Linked DNA regions of Homo sapiens: region 2 is linked to region 1. Evidence: chromatin contacts called from ENCODE Hi-C or POLR2A ChIA-PET data. All regions are on one chromosome and are shown on one strand. The core of a region is the stretch at or near the end of the contact, and the rest is flanking DNA. Distances in the headings are between cores, read along the strand shown.

Region 1 (2,809 bases), core at 162-2,661:
CCCCAGGGCTTCTCTCAGATGGAGGAGGGACAGGTCACCCAGAGTGAAGGAAGTTGTGAGCTCTGTTAGAGGAAAACAGCCAGGACTTAGTCAGGAGAGGCTTTGTTTGGAAGGATTGTTGTAAGGCAGGGAGAGGAATGATGGCAGCAAGAGGACCCCGTGACCATAGGTCTGCAAGCACTTCAAACAGAAAAGGCCCTTCTTTTATCCAGTAAGGGGGAGCCACTGGGGCCAGCAGAGTCTTTGGAGGGGACCCTGGACAAACCCGGGAAAATGGCCAGTGGGGTTGAGCAGGACACAGGTCCTGCTGTGTCTAGCTGGTTCCCCAGAGAGATGATAAGGGGTGCGCTCCAGCTTCTCAGGCTCACTCAGGCGTGAGGACGTGGAGCTCAGGGCTCTGCAGGAAGGAGCGACCCAGGTGAGGTGTGGTCAAGATAGAGCAGAGCTGGGCAGCGGGCAGTGGAGCCTCGTGGGCAGCCTGGGGGTGGGGAGGCACAGTGCACTGGGAAGTGGAGAAAGTGTGAGTCCATCAGGCTGGCTGAGAATTGATCACGAACCTATTGTCTGTAAAACTTTTGTTATTTCCTGAGACGTGGTTCACAGCAACCCAGGTGCGAACAGCCTTGTGATTCTAGGGTTCTTTTCTATTTTTTAAGCACTTGCATCTACAAATAAATTTCTGAGTGACTTGTCGTCAGCTGCTTTCCTTGATATGTCTAAAGACAGGGCAGTGACCCGCATCGTCACCCAGAGATTCTGTCTCTGTGCCACATGAAGATTAGGTGCCCGCTTTTGATTGAGGAGCTCCTCTGTTGCTCTCAAAGTATCTTGTAATAATAGCTGAGATGCATGGAGAACCACCTCTCCTTCAGGCGCTGCTCCTCGGCTTCCGTGGACGGGCATGGCTATTTCTCGGAACCCTCTGAGGTTAGAGCTGTCATGGTCTTTCTTCTGAAAGAGGAAACCGAGGCTTGCTGGGGCTCAGTGGCCCTTCTGTGGCTGCACAGCTTTCGGGGTGGGGCCAGGACTGACTGACTCCACACAAAAGTGCTCCCGGCCCATGTCTTTAACTCACACGGCCTCTTGCAAACGTTCCCAAATCTTCCCAGTCGGCTTGCAGAGACTCCTTGCTCCCAGGAGATAACCAGGTAAAGGAGTATGAAAGTTTGGGTACAAACTCATTGCTGCAAATTGAAAACCATGCAAAGGCTGTCTTCCTCTGGGGAGTTCAATGCCTCTCTTTTTCTTATCACTTTACCATTGGTTGGACTTTGATTCCAGGGATCCTACGATTACTCAATACCCTACAGGATATACATGGTTAACCATTTGCATTTGGGCAAATAGGCGTTACTTTTCAATAGGAAGTGGCAATCCAGAACTTGCTTTTGGGCAATTCTAGTAGCTCACCGCTTTTTTCTTAATGACTGCTAGAAGCTGCATCTTATTGACAGATGGTCATCACATTGGTGAGCTGGAGTCATCAGATTGTGGGGCCCGGAGTGAGGCTGAAGGGAGTGGATCAGAGCACTGCCTGAGGTGAGCATGCCAAGGCCCCTGAGACTTTTCTTTCAAAAATGTAACTTCTTTGATCCCCTAGTCTGACAGGAATGGGACTGTTTTACTCATTAATCTTCCAGAATGCTGGCATATTGACCATGTTTATGCTTAACGACACAGACTTCCTTTCCTGAAAGCATTGACTTTATGGTTTTAGGAAGCCCACTTTTCCTCTAAGTGTATAGTAAGGGATTTCATACTCGCTCCCTGCACTGGAGCTTCGGTGATGGTCTGGGTACTTGCTCCTCATACAGGAGATATCCTCAGGGCATCAGTCTGGAGAGGAATGTGATTCTTTATTTGATCAAATACACTGAAAGATTTTGGAAAACAAAAAAATTAAGCTAAGAAATATTTTGGAGGCAGTAAGTCATTTATGCAATGAAGGCTGATGAGTGGGCATCCCGGACAGCCTAAGATTGAGCAGGAAGGAGCTTGTGAGGGGGAGTTAAGAGAAATTGACAAGGTGGAAATTTCAACAAGTCTCAGTTGCAAAGCTCTCATGAGGGCTGCCAATGCCACTGTGATTATGAAGGCAGTATCTTATGACCAGAAAATAATACACAATGATATTAAAGGGAGCCAGGCTAGGTGCAGTGGCTCATACCTGTAATCTCAGCACTTTGGGAGACCAAGCTGGGTGTATCAGCTGAGGTCAGGAGTTCGAGACCAGCCTGGCCAACATGGTAAAATCCCGTCTCTACTAAAAATACAAAAATTAGCCAGGCATTGTGGCATGTGCCTGTAATCCCAGCTACTTGGGAGGCTGAGGCAGGAGAATCACTGGAACTTGGGAGGCGGAGGTTGCAGTGAGCCGAGATCACGCTACTGCACTCCAGCCGGAGATCAGCTCCAAAGTCCACTTAGCAGCAGGACATAGATATTGTAGAGATCAGCTTTATAAAGAAAAACAAAAATGCAAGGCCATAACTAAAGCTATTCTTTAAATGGTTAAAGATGTAATTTCTGCAAATAAAACAGAAAACATAAAAGCAAACTTCCAAAGAAATTAAAGGAACTGAAAAAAAAAAAAAACCAACCCACAGAAGCTTAATAAACAAATCACCGGGGGAAAACAAAAAAAAAATCAAACCTCCTGGTCTCCTCCTTAGCCACTCTCATTCAAAAGCAGAAGGAAGCCAGCCTAGAGTTTCAGCTCCACTGATGCTTATCTAAAAAGGTATAAAATATGGTGGGCCCATGATTCAAATAAACTTAGAGAACATAAATGTATTGAACACCTACCATT
Region 2 (2,809 bases), core at 189-2,688, 710 kb after region 1:
ATTTGCAGACCTGATGGAAAATAAGTGTTATAACTGTAGACTTTTATAACACTATCAAACTGTGATTGTGGTTAAATTAATAGTGGCAGACTAGCAGAAGTGGGTCTTTCATATTCTTGAAAAACAGGGATCATAAATGATTAGGATATGATACCAAATTGGTGAGAAGCTTAAGAAACGTTTATGATTGTCATTAAGGATTTGATTGAGCAATTGTAGTGTATAAAGCATTATTTCTAGGTGTTGGTTAATCTGGTAGCATAGACTAATTTGTTTATAAACAGTTTTACCAGACTTGAATTTTGGTGTAATGTCAGACAGTGTGTACTAATAAGTAGGATAGCATTTATTTTGATATAAACATGTTTCTTTATTATAAATAAAATGTATATGCAGGTAGCAGTTATTGAACATATGAGACTGAACTCATTTGAAAATTATTTTCAGGTTAGATTGAGTCTTGATTTCTGCTGTTGTTCAAATGTTTGCTATTTCTGTTAGTTTTCTGGCTGATAGTATATAGGATATACCCATTCACCTTGTAGATACTTAAGACAGAGATCAAATGTATCTGTCTGACCTACATTTACACTTGTAAGTTGGATACTGAGCAGTGTGCCAAATCCCACAGACCCTTTAACCAGTTCTGGGCATGTCGGAGTTGGCTAACGCTGATGTGCTGATAGGGCCTGAAAAATCTACCGGTGGGCTTCCAGTTCGTGTCTCTCTATGTGGGAGTTCATAGCAGGAGTGTGCGTGTTCTAAGAATTGTACCGTCTTTGTTAATGAGTAGAAGATTTTTCTGAACATTTCTCGTTGTGTGTAACTGGGCTAAAGCAGGCTGAGAGGTGGCAAGGGAGATCTTTGCCTAGCTGAAGTCATCTGGTTGAGATTTTATTCTAGCAACCATAAGAACATAAAATTCACTAATCATTTTGACATATGTGATTGACCAAAACCATATTAGAATTTAATTTAGAAAGTGAATGTGCTTAATAAAGTGAGAATAAGCATATAGAGAGGTGGTTCAAATACAAGCAGGAAGGTATTTTCCCAGTGTATTTCCAAAAAGGATAATTTGAAGTTTTATACTTACAAATTTATGCATGTATGTCATGAGTGAAACTCTTTTGAGGAACTGAAATGGAATAGTTTACTATGGCTGGAAAAGAGCCAAAATTTTTGTGCTTTTGCTCACAAGAAATTTAATGTTAAAATTGTATGGCTTACAGAAAATAAGCAATGTCAACCTTGGTTGCACATGTTTACACTTTGCTGTGTTTTTAGGCTGAATATACACAACTTGCTTTACCTTGTAAGCGTCACTCCTTTGTAGTTAGAGTGGCTATGTGGAACCCTGTGAGTACAAGTGGGCACTATTAATAATTATACCAGGACAACAGCCATAAACTGGAGTTGTCTCCTTTAACTCTAGGTATGAACAGGTTGGACTTGCTGGCACTGTTTTTTCAGTTTCTGCAGTTTCAAACTTCCTGAAGTTTATTAGTGCCTGACTGACCTAGGCTGACAGGACAAGACCATTTTCACAGAATATTCAGACTTTTTTGTGGGTGTTTTAAAAACCATCTTCCTCTTCGGTAGGGTGGAAGCAGGCTGAAAAGTACATATTGCAGTTGAGGCTAGCTCTAGTCTAGCTCTGCCACTGACTATAGTAACAACAGCAGGATAGGTTGTTTCCAAATTAGGAAGTCGTGCCTTGCCTCCTAAAACTCCACCTGAAAGTGCCTTTGATTTTCAGAATAGAAGAAAGGTTGACCCAACATTATGATCCGTGAAAAAAATGCTCATTTGTTTGTTGTTTGGGGGGTGTTTTATTGGCTGAGTGGTGCAGTGGGCTGTTCTATTCAGAATCCTAGCAAGTTCTCTTGCTTGAGTTCATACATGTTCTATTAAAGGAAAATCAGGCGGTTTCTGCTCTTTGCAGACTTAAAACTTTTGGTTCTTCCAAGAATTTGCTTTCTCTTTATTCTTGTTTGCTCATAGTGGTACTTTCCATTGTGGTCTACTTATTATTCTAGTTCCTGATTTTTTTATAGGAGAACCAACAAAAATTCTGTCAATTTTTTCACTGTTAACCAGCTTTTGGTACTGAGCTTTGAGGTTGCCAGTTTCCCTCCTCCTCTTTGACTTCGGTTCTGTATGTTAAGTAGAGAAAATGAAATGGGAGTAACAATATGGTCACTCTCAGACACTATCCACTGTTTTAAAAACATTGTATTTTTAAGTTTTATAATCTCTTATAAACATGCTTAGTATAAAATTCATAGATTGAGGACATATCTTTCAAATATGTTATTTTAAATATTGTTATTATTATCCAAATAAACTTCTGAGTGCTGCAGACTCCTAGATGCTCATACAGTATACCATGATTTTACATAGGTTGCAAAGAACATTTGTTTTTCAATAATATGATTTTACACGAGCTTTTTAATGAGTTATTAGGTTACATTACATTACACTTTTTACATTAATTTCATTGGGAAAAACTTGGAATTTTTTTTTAAATTTTTTATTTCTGTAGGTTTTTGGGGAACAAGAGGTATATGGTTACTTGAGTAAGTTCTTTAGTGGTGATTTGTGAGATTTTAGTGCATCCATCACCCTAGCAGTGTACACTGAACCCAGTTAGTAGTCTTTTATCTCTCATCCTCTTCCCACCCTTTTCCCCGAGTCCCCGAAGTCCATTGTGTCATTCTTAGGCCTTTGTATCCTCATAAGTGCTCGCACTTAGGAGCGAGAACATATGTTTGGTTTTCCATTCTTGAGTTACTTCACTTAGAATATA

Evidence for each region. Hi-C counts contacts between places; a loop is a spot of excess contacts on that map. ChIA-PET counts read pairs that join two places held with the same protein, here RNA polymerase II (POLR2A). Pooled maps may share reads with other maps.
Region 2: a pooled map shows a loop between it and region 1 (2.8-fold over the local background). The contact joins the enhancer-like site here to the promoter of CCR6 in region 1. A Hi-C loop is called at or near these places in 1 of 37 single-sample maps with no recorded cell type and 2 of 50 pooled maps. POLR2A ChIA-PET finds 5 or more read pairs at or near these places in 2 of 52 experiments (GM12878 and Panc1).

Annotation. Positions count from the first base shown.
Region 1 is chr6:167,121,685-167,124,493 of GRCh38, forward strand. It overlaps CCR6 (C-C motif chemokine receptor 6), which reads left to right and starts at 1,412. Exons shown (of 3, transcript NM_031409.4): 1 at 1,412-1,539.
Region 2 is chr6:167,831,578-167,834,386 of GRCh38, forward strand. The region is part of intron 1 of AFDN (afadin, adherens junction formation factor); the gene reads left to right. Among named protein-coding and RNA genes, the nearest start is that of AFDN, 6.1 kb to the left of the region's middle. Within about 2 kb of position 1,439, at least 4 of the 41 ENCODE cell types and tissues checked have a DNase peak (open chromatin) inside an H3K27ac peak, as active enhancers do; they include GM12878, where a contact is called at or near this core.